2 separate regions of the Mus musculus genome follow, and region 2 is linked to region 1. A link is a loop called in an ENCODE intact Hi-C map of the cell type or tissue named here. Cell type or tissue: gastrocnemius. All regions are shown on one strand.

The links. Hi-C counts contacts between places; a loop is a spot of excess contacts. Peaks named below come from ENCODE experiments on the same cell type or tissue, not always from the same donor. Only the 100,000 strongest peaks of a DNase experiment are listed, where the experiment ranks them.
Region 2: it touches region 1 in a loop (2.2-fold over the local background); 4 of 42 quality-filtered maps call a loop at or near these places.

Annotation. Positions count from the first base shown.
Region 1 is chr15:96,283,912-96,288,911 of GRCm38, reverse strand. Gm38469 reads left to right here and starts at 1,514. Exons shown (of 3, transcript XM_011245785.3): 1 at 1,514-2,896. The coding sequence starts at 1,659. The coding sequence ends at 2,402. Arid2 (AT rich interactive domain 2 (ARID, RFX-like)) reads right to left here and starts at 1,390. Exons shown (of 21, transcript NM_175251.4): 1 at 1,126-1,390; 2 at 925-1,018. The coding sequence starts at 1,217. In gastrocnemius, CTCF peaks have their summits at 2,082 and 4,888; DNase peaks (open chromatin) are centred at 2,896, 3,311, 3,637, 4,626 and 4 more places; H3K4me3 peaks cover 5,000 bases; H3K27ac peaks cover 5,000 bases.
Region 2 is chr15:95,969,180-95,974,179 of GRCm38, reverse strand. Ano6 (anoctamin 6) reads right to left here. Exons shown (of 20, transcript NM_175344.4): 20 at 1-1,685. The coding sequence ends at 1,479. Among named protein-coding and RNA genes, the nearest start is that of Gm41389, 60 kb to the right of the region's middle. In gastrocnemius, CTCF peaks have their summits at 2,650 (motif pointing right) and 4,605; no DNase peak of the experiment used is centred here.

The sequences.
Region 1 (5,000 bases):
TAAGCCAGGGCTGCTTGAATCACTATGTTTTCATCAGAGAGCCCTGTATTTAGCAGCACTTGTTTTGTTTTGGGGGGGGGTTGGTGGGTTTGTTTTGTTTTTGAAGCCCGGACAATAACCAATCGCAAGTCCCTCTGTCGCCCCCTTTTAAATCTCAACGCGGTCCGTTTGCAGTAAAGAAAAAAAAAAAAAAAAGTTCAAAAGGATCAATACTGCTCCGGACAGCGACGTCCGCGAGCTCTGGGGGGGCCGGGGCCGGGGCCGACTCCGATCCCTCTCCCAGATCTATCCATCTCCATAGGCCCTTCTTTGAGGCCTACAGCTTCTGCCTAGCCTTGAAGCCTAAGATGGCTATTTGCAGACAGGTCCTGCTTTCTTTTGTTAGCTGTAGAAAGCCAGGGCGAGCGGGCCGAGGCTGTGCCCCCGGCCGCCGGGATCATTTCGCAGCCGATTATCGATGTTAAACCTGCCCGCGCTAATTTTGAGTTGCACGAAAACTGCTCAGAGTCTGTGTGTCTCTGTGTCTCCGCCTGTGCTAGAGCGGCAGCGGCGGCGGCGGCAGCGCTGACTCGCGGGCGGGCGGGCGGGCCGCGGGCTCGGCGGGCGGCGGGCGAGCACTCCACTCGCCCGCGCTCCCCGCCGCGCCGCTCAGACCCCGCGGGGCCGGCCGGACACCGGGCAGGGCGCTCCCCGCCGCCGGGCCGCACCGCCCGCCCAAGCCCCGCGCCCGCCGCGCGCACGCGAGCCACCAGGCCGAAAACAGCCCCGCCGCCGGCCGCCTCCGTGGGCCACCGGCTGCGAGCGCCGAGAACGCCGTGTGTCCCGCCGATCGCCCCCCCGACCCCGGGCGCCTGCTCCCGGGTCGGAGCAGACTTTTCCGAGCAGGCCAGCGAGAGGGAAATACAAATTAAAACTTCCACTCACCTTCGCGAATCCGCCTAAAGTAGTGACTCTGGTGTAGAGCCCGTGAAGATCCAGCTCCTTCCCACCCACCGCAGGGATCTTCTTAAACGGCGACCTGCGGGCGACAGAAAGCCCCGCACTTGTCACCGGGACCCCGCGCCCGCGGCGGGCCCCCGTTCGCCCCGGCTCGCCCCGGCGCTGCCCCCCCGGTCCTGCTCTCACCCTCTGCTGTGGTGGAACTGCCGCAGCTCGTCCAGGAAAGCCAGTCCCTTCCTCCGCTCGTCCGGAGGCGCCTTCCCCGTCGAGTTTGCCATTATTTTGCCAAAGGAGGTCTCCCGAAAAAACCCAGATCGCGGTTCAAACGCGGCCCCCGCTCCCCGCGCTCCCTACCAGCGCCCGGAGCCCATTCCTCGGCCGGCGGTGGCGGGGCTCAGTCATGGGCCGGCGGTGGCGGCGGCGGCGGCGGCGGCGGCGGCGGCGGCGGCGCAGGGAGGGAGGAGGGAGGGGGAGGAGGCGAGGAGGAGGGGAAGGAGGGAGCGGGAGGCCAGGGGGAGCGCAGGGCCGGAGGGAGGGGAATTTCTAAAAAAGTTTAAAGAAACGGGAGCGAAACTAGAGGGGCAGGCGACGGGCGGCCGGGCGCGGAGCCGCGGGGCGAGCGCGGCCCCCACCCTGCCTCGCCGCCTCCCGCGGCCCGGCTCTGGGCCGCCTCTCAGCGCCGCCGGCCCTGGCGGCTCGGCCCGGGGACGCGATTCAACATGGTGCTGCGGCCGGGGGGCGCACGAGCCGACCGGGGGCCGGGCGAGCCGAGGCGAGGGGCCCGGGCGGCCGCAGGCCTGGGAGTTGCGGCGGCGGCGGCGGCGGCGGCGGCGCGGCGGGGCCGGGGCAGGCGGGGCCGCGTGGGGAGGGGGAGGTCTGTGTGGTGGCTTGTGGAGAGCGGGGTGACAGCGTGGATCCGGGCCGCGGCTCCGCGGGGCCCTCGCACACATTCACGCGCGGCGGCGGCGGCGGCGGCCCGGGCGTCCCCGGGCACAGGCTCCGGCGGCAGCCGAGCCGCTGCGCGCCGCCCGCCGGCCTGCCTGCCTGCCCGCCAGCCTCCCGTTCTCTGCTGCCGCCGCCACGGCCGGGCCGCCAGCGCCGCACAGCGCCCCCCGAGGGCCGGCCGCGGCACTGCGCCTGGCTCCACACGGTCGCGGCGGCTCCTCGCGGGGAACAATAGACTCGGCTCGCCCGGCTTAGGGTTCATCTGCAATGTGCAGCACATTTCACACGCACACAAAGCGGGCGGAAAGGGGGGCGGCGCGGGGAAACGGCCACTACCGGTTGTTCCGGGCTTAGGGGTGGAGGCGATGTTCGCGTCCCCGGCGGCGCCCGCCGGGCCTCCGGCCACACTGAGAAGCAGGCTCGCTCGGCGCAGCCCCGGCGGCCGCGGACGAGTCCGCTCGCCCCCTCTGGAGACGTTGCTAGCGGGAGGCGTTGGCCTCCGGGCTTCATCGTGCTAGCACGAAGCCCGCCGAGCACATGGTCCATGATGGGGCCGTAAACTCACTTTGACAAACTGTAGGATCGAATAGGCTGGAAACTGCCTGCCCTACTTTTGTGGAGCTAGAGTAAGGCTTTTCACTCGTCCTCCCTTTTTTGGTCGGTTTGGTGCACCGAACCCGGAGGTACGCAAACGGTAATCGCGCCTGTTGGGAAATAACCTCCCAACTTTGAGAATAACACTGCTTAGGTCTTTTTTTGCACTAGTATCTGAAAAAGAGGGCAAAATGTTTTTCCCTTTCAGTTTAAAAAAAAAGAAAATGTGTACATAGGGAATTCAAAATTTGTATCTTTTTTTTTTTTTAGTACCACTTAAATTTGCATTTACCCGGGTGTTGGAGCCCTCCCCGGTCTGCAAATGTGGAGAGCCTCATGCTTCTCCTTTGGTCTACTAGGATTCCCATTTTAGAGACAGCCACCAGTGGCAAAGTCACTAGCCCAAGGTCACAAGCTGGTAAGAGTCTGGATGGGTTTATTTCAGGTAGTCTTTCCGATGGGAGCACCTATCGGGTGACGGGGAGGAGTATATTAAAAAAAGAGAGAATTATGTAATAGAGCGGAGCGTGCTTCCGGTACTCACTCTAGGAAACGGGTTTATTTCCCAAGTAAAGTTTATGTCTTCAGTGGGGTCGGGATAAGGTGTGGCTAGCAAATTCCTGACACCCGAGGACCAGTGAGTGCCTCGCAAGCCTGTGAGGGGCGGAGACCCTGGCCGAGGAGGAGGAGGAGAAGCCGGCCGGGCCCGAGGCGAGGCGAGGCGCGCTGGTGGGGAGAGCCGGGCTGGGCCAGCGGCCGCCCCTTCCCCCGCCGCCTCAAGGGCAGCGGCGAGCCGGGCTGGCCGGGCTGTGCGGATTCCCTGCGCTCCGCACTTGCGCACGGCCCCTTGCGTAACCGTCAGCGCCGGGGATTCCCTAGAGGGGGGTCACTCTCTGCAACCATTACACACAGCCGAGCTCCGGCCGCCGCGCCTCACAAAATGGCGGCGCCCATGGATCCGCCGGGCGGCCGCTCCCCGGGCCCCATCTTGTGCGCGAGGCGAGAGACCCGTCACCGTGGAATACCTCCGCCGAGGATGCAGCGGACCCGGGGGGGAAGCCCGCGTGGGGTGTGGGGGGGGGGGAAGGACCGCGTTGCCAAGGACGTCGGCGACTCCTGGCCCGGCGCGCCCTGTCCTCTTCCGTCTTCTCCGAGCGAGGCCGCGCGCCACGGGAAGGGTAGCTGAAGGCAGAGGCGGGGTGGGCTGGACTGGACTCGCGGCGGGGTGACCGCGGGCCCCGGATCCGGAGGGACGAGGACCGGGAGGGCCCGCCGCCGTCGTCGTGCGCGCTCGCCCGCGGGGACCGCGGAGGGCCTTCCGGCTCCAGGACCGCGGCGGAATCGGCGATGCCCGCGGTGGCGGCCCAAGGCGACCCGGCGGACGGGCCCTGCAGCCGCGGGCGCCGTGGGGACGGAGGCGGCACGAGCCCTGACTTTTAAAGTCGTCGGAGCCCAACCTGGGACTACTGTACGTTGTTGATGTCTCTAGGTGGACGTCGGAGCGTCCTTCCACCCCACTCCTGCGCCGCCGGGCAGGCAGGCAGGCGGACTGGCCTGCTTGGCTTTGATTGTCAGGTCCAGGAGCAGAGTGGAGGGATGACATGTCGGCCCTTTACAAGGGGGAGGCTGACACTCGGAAGGCAGCGAATGCTACGAGTGTGTGTCTATCCACACACGTACTTAGTAGCAATTTTGGTTTTCAGAGAAAGTGTCAAAGGCTTGGAGGGAATCTAACCTTTTAAAGCTTTTCCAGGAATTTTTTAGGGTTGCTTTCTGTAGAAGAGGTGTAATCCTCAAAACGGAAGTCTACTGATGGATAGAATTTAAATTCTTAACACTTTGACTAGTCTCTGTTTAGTGAATACAAACCTAAAAGTTGATGTTATCGGATGGATCACAGAGCAGTTCAATTTTCCTGAAATCAGCGCGGGGGGGGGGGGAGGGAATAGGAGACCAAAAGCAGCCATCTGGTTATTTGCTTGGAAAGGAAAACTTAAGGGCAGAGGGGAGTTTATCTGGGTTTCTGTGTCATCTTCCAGTTGCATTAGCCATTGTGCTTGTGTGGTTCTGTGGTGACTCGTTGAGATACTATGATGGCACCTGCATATTTCCGTCTGAGCACTGAACAGTCGCCTTCTGCACATTCCACAGCCCATCTTCTGCCCCGCCCTGTGAGTGCTGCTGGCCCATGGAACACAACATAGTTCCTGGTCCGGTGTGTTCCTACTGATGGCTACCATATTTGATAAGTTTAGCTACGACTGCTCAGTCTTTATCCCTCGCAAGGATGCCGTCTGTGTCTTAGCACTCACCCAAGCCGCAGGAGAATATTTTTATGCTTTTGTACTGAAGTAACCCCGGTGGGTAGTATCACATTTCTTATTACCATAATACATTCCCAATAGTGGGCAGCATAGAGCAGGTGGAGCCTACACAAGGCGTGTTAGAGATGTGCTGACAGTTTTACAATAGGTATTCTCTAACTAATTTGATGTAAAGTACAATATAGCTCAGAGCTTTCA
Region 2 (5,000 bases), 310 kb after region 1:
TCAGCAGCGGCCCGATCCCCAAACAGTGTGAGGCAGGTCCTCCCTTCTTCACCCAGCACTGACCTCTGTGATCAGTCAAGGGTGCGAGGTATCGCCATGTCTCCTCCAGATGGACTGGAGGAGAAGCGGAGCACAGGCTGCAGAGAGACTGCTCAGCCAAGCAACAGGGAGGGCAAGGCACTAGGAAGCTGAGGCTTCGCAGCAAGCCACCAGCAGATAAACCAGCCTTTCCCATAACCCCCTGATGGCTTGAGAGGAGGCTTGGGGCTCAAATTCAACCCAGGGTTTCCTTCCTCAAAGGGCAACAATCTTGGTAGACTTGTCTCCAGCCCAGCTGTGATTACAAACGAGTTAGCAGGCAACGAATGGAGCTGGGCAAGGAAGCTGGTCACCGTGGCAAGCAGAGAAGTCAGTAGGGTTCCCAGTGAGTGACATCTGCCACAGAGGGATCACAGGATATGGCTAGTGATTGGGTAGCTGGCTGTTGCTCTGACTACGCCCAGTGTCGTCAGGCCACCAGCCTTTTTCAGCGAGCAAGGCAGAAGGCGCTTGGTGATTGGTAGTGCCACCCTTCTGCATCTGCTAAGTCCGTTCTCATGAAGTGGATGGGCTTCCCGGCCCATGATGCTGAGGACGAGACAGTTACAATCATTTGATTATCATCTACCAAGAAGAGATAAATTAACCGTTCAGATCAACAAGGGCTGCTACCTTTTCATCTTATATACCCTTAAGATCTGAAAGCCAGTCAACATTGGTCAGACCCAGAGCATGCTGGGAGTATTGCTAGAGAGCAAATGTCACCGTGGAGTAACAGGGACAGGCTTCTTCATTCAATACCCTCCATCTTCATGCCAATCTAAGACGAGTATTTCTTGGAGGTGGAAATACAGGCTGAAATGATACAGAAGCTGTTTCATACGCAGCGGAGTCTCCTTCCTTGGAGTGTACAGTAAGACACTGAAATACTGTGAACTCTTGAGCCTACCTGGGACCTAACACAGCATCCAAACTCAATCCTGAGCTGGCTATTGTTGATAACACAGAGGCGATTAAGGCTGAGGTCTGCCTGGTCTTTGGTGATGGTGCTGTCCGGACAAAATAGGTCTGGGATAGATTTGGCAAAATGCAAAATTAAGCACAGAAAAGGAGCTCTGCACACGTGAGGTCAGAAAAGCGAAGTCCCGGGGAGAACTTGGGCACACCTCAGGGCTTTTTTTCCTGTTACTAAAATTCCAATTTATCAAAAGAGGGAGCATGTTCAGGACCTCCAGGTAGGTGGTTTTAGGCTCTGCCTGATCAGTTTTCTGTTCTCCAGTTTCCACACTGCTTGCTGAAACTGGAAGATGACACAGGCAGAAATGGGCATGGGCAAGACTCCGCCTGCCTAGGAGTTCCAATGCCATCCTCTCTAGTGCTTCACACACGTCTGACAGCTAATTCTCTTTAAAGTGCTTCTCCAGGCCTAAAGCTCCCGCTCATTCGAGTTTTGGCCGCACGCTGTTGTCAACCGTTCCTCCTATCCTCTCGGCGATGATCCCCATGTTTTTGGTCAGGTCTTTGAGGTGACTCTCGTGAAGCAACTTCTGCGTGAGGTATTTCTCCCTCTTGATCTTGCTTTTCGTGATTTTGGACACATCTGGAATTGCGTAGGAAATGAAGAACTTCACAGAGTAGATGATGTGCTGCAAGGAAGAGAGAAGACCGTGTCAGAGGGGGGCCGAGTCCCCGAGCTTTACTCATGTCATTATGATGGTGTGTCCGGACAGGGTAGACACCGTGGCCCTTCAGTCTCAAAGCAACGGGATATAAGGGAGTGATCTGTCCGTGTTCAGCGGTACCATGTTCCTTTAGCATGAGCGAGGAGTCCACCTGACTGTGTGTGTTCTCATCCACATACTACAGACTACCACTCCAGCACACGGGAGACCGAGTCTGATGTCAGTTTGGATGATGTAGTGAAACAAAAAATAATAAAACGAACGCCCCCAAATCGTCCATTAAGCTAAAAACCCAGACCCCTGACAGTGCTGTTGTATTTCCTAATTCTCTGTTCCTTTCTCAAAGGTACTCTCCTATATGCGATGTTACTATAAAGGAAAGAAGAAACCAAAATATATACGTGTTCACCAATACGTATTTACTCTTGATTTGAGCTTTATAATAGTACTTGACAGTATTTCAAAAACAGCCTTACTTACTTTCTATGTGTTTTCCCTGTATGTATGTGTGTGTCCCATGTGTGTACACCACCCATGGATGCTAGAACGGGATATCGGAGCCCCTGGAACTGGAGCTACAGATGGCTGTGAGCTGCCATGTGGGGGCTGGGCACTGTTGCAGATCCTCTGCAAGAACAGCAAGTACTCTTGACTGCCAGGCCATCTCTCCTACCCCTCTAGATAGCCTTTGGGGAAATACCTTTTTAAAATTCAAAACTAGTTTCTAAAGTTCTTAGTGCCAATTCCATAGCTGGTTCATATTGGTTACTTTTACTGTGTGTAATACTCCCAGTGAGTACACTGCAACACGTATGTTCTGCTACTGTTAGGCATAGGGTTGGTTCCCAGTTTTCATATTAACAGTGCTGTTGTGAATATGTAGCGAACAGTCTCCGTAGGTTTATAAAGAGCAGGAACCTATAGGGGGCACTGCTGAGACGCTTGGCCAATCGAATGCCCAGTTCTACAGGATGACCGAGTTCTTTCTGGAGCGGTGGCACCTGCTTAGGTTGCTCCAGCAGCTGGGGCAGTTTTGGCTGTGCTCCATCTCAGCACTTGGTGAGATCTCACTTTTCCTCTTTTACCGATTTCTGAATTTCAAATGGACCCTGACTTTGGTCTCCCTTAAGCATTTGTTAGTCACTGTTCCAAAGCCCCTTTGGCTACGTATGTTTCATGTATAAAAGAGAGATAGACGAATAGCCATAAGATACTTAAAGAGAAGTGGGGAGTGAGGGAGAGAAGAAGGAGGAGGAGGAGGAGGGAGGGGGAGGAGTGGGGGAGGAGAAGAGAGGAAGAAGAAGAATAGGTTGTACCTAGTATCAAGCACTGCTTAGAGCTTTGGGAGAACCTAGAATGGTGCAACCCTCATGGAGTGCAACAGGATGCTGAACGCAGTACAGACACTTTACCCAGTGTAGTCTGCACACACACAACCCAGCCAAGAGTTAAAGGGGCGAGGGAATGAGTCATGGAGGTATCAGGAGGGCAGAGTCAGAGCAGGGGAAGCTTCCAGAACATGATCTCGAGTGCTGAGGCTGTAAGGAGAATCCACAGTGAGAGCCACAGACAAGGCTGGACACACCACGACAGGGACTCTGGCTTTTATTCCAAGGTCAGAACTCCGTTGTTTCCAGGTAGAGACCAGGGCCCAGCCGGGCAAGAAATGACAGTGGCTTTGGCCTGGTGGACCTTGGTTTATCCAAAGTCCTGTGTTGAAGGCTGACTCCCAGCTGGTGATGCGATTGAGGGGGAAGGGGTTAAGCAGGAGGTTAGGCTATGATGTTGTGTGCTCGTAGGGAACACAATGGCTGCCACGAAGGGAGAAGCTTCCTTGCCATAGCATTCTCCTGGTTTGGGGTACTACCTCAGTAGAGGTCCAAAGAAAGAGGGGACCATGGATGGAGACTATCAGCCAGGGTGAACCTGCCAGCATTGCAATACAAAGCTAGGCAAGACTGAGAAGGGGTCAGTGGTCTACTATTGAGGGAAAAAGCCAATAGGCTTGAATGTGGGGGGGTGAGAGAAAAGGAAGAGGGGTGGGAAAGGTCCTGTGAGATTGGCTAGATGAAGATGTCATAGCACAGAGGAGGAGACTGTGGAACAGAGAGAGACCGGGCCAGCCTAGAGTGGGTATGAGAACACACACGGACGTAAGAGAGCTAACAAACAGAAAGCTATGGTGGCACTGGGCTCACACTGAGAAGAGACACTCGTTTTTTTCTCATCCTTGGGGCTATTTGGGTTTTTCCTGCTAAACCGATGTGACCACAGATTAAAAAATGTACTTCAATACTGTCTTCATTGTATTCCAAATGTTCTGGCATGTTTATTTCCACTATCATTTGTTTAAAAAGTTTTAAAAAATTATATATCCTCTCTTAATATCTCTACTGCTTTGCCAGTTGCTCTGGAAGATGCTGTTTAATTTCTGTGCACATGTGTGCTTTCTGAAATGTCTCATCTAATTGCACCATACGCAGAAAAGCCACTAGATAGGATTTTAATTTTTAATTTTTAAGTGTGTGCTGAGATTTGTTTTACAGCTTCCCATGTGACGGGCCCTGGCAGGGTGCTCCACTGTGGAGAGGAATGTGTGCTTTACCCCAGGCAGGCACAATGTCCTGTGGGCATCAGTGGGGGCCACCTTGTCTAGAGCGCAGTTCCTTGTTTGTTTTGGGTAGAGATGACCTGTTTACAGCTGAAGGCGAGCTGATGAATTCCTCTGTCACTGACACCCGCTTCTCCTTTGAAGCACACTGATAGACTTTTGATACTATAGGCGATGTATTGTTACTTTTTTTTTTATAATTGTTACTTCTTTTTGCTGAATGGACCCTTTTAGTGTTCTAACTTTCCTAGACTTTTTTCCTGCTTTAAAACACTAAATAATTGTTTTCCTGAAGCCAGGGGGCAGGCTTCCAGGAAGAATGAGAGGCTGGCCCTGTTGGTGTTCACTGCTGGGTAACATGTGGGCAGAGATAGCTGCTCAAGGAATTCGCCACAGGACAGACATTATGGTCACCATACGCAGAGCAGGATAGATGACTTAGGAAGTAGGAAATGACTGGAGAGGAGGGAGGAGTGGGAGGGGAGTGGGAAGCAAACACTGCCATGCCTTTAGGGACCCTGACCTCAGTTGGGGAAGAGCAACAGAGGCTGGTGAGTACAGCAGATGTAGCAACAGTTGCGAAGCAAGAGAGTGCAACAGAAGACTCATCTTAAGTAAGTAAGTAAGATTCATCTCCTCCAAACTCATCTGTATAGAGGCTGGTAACA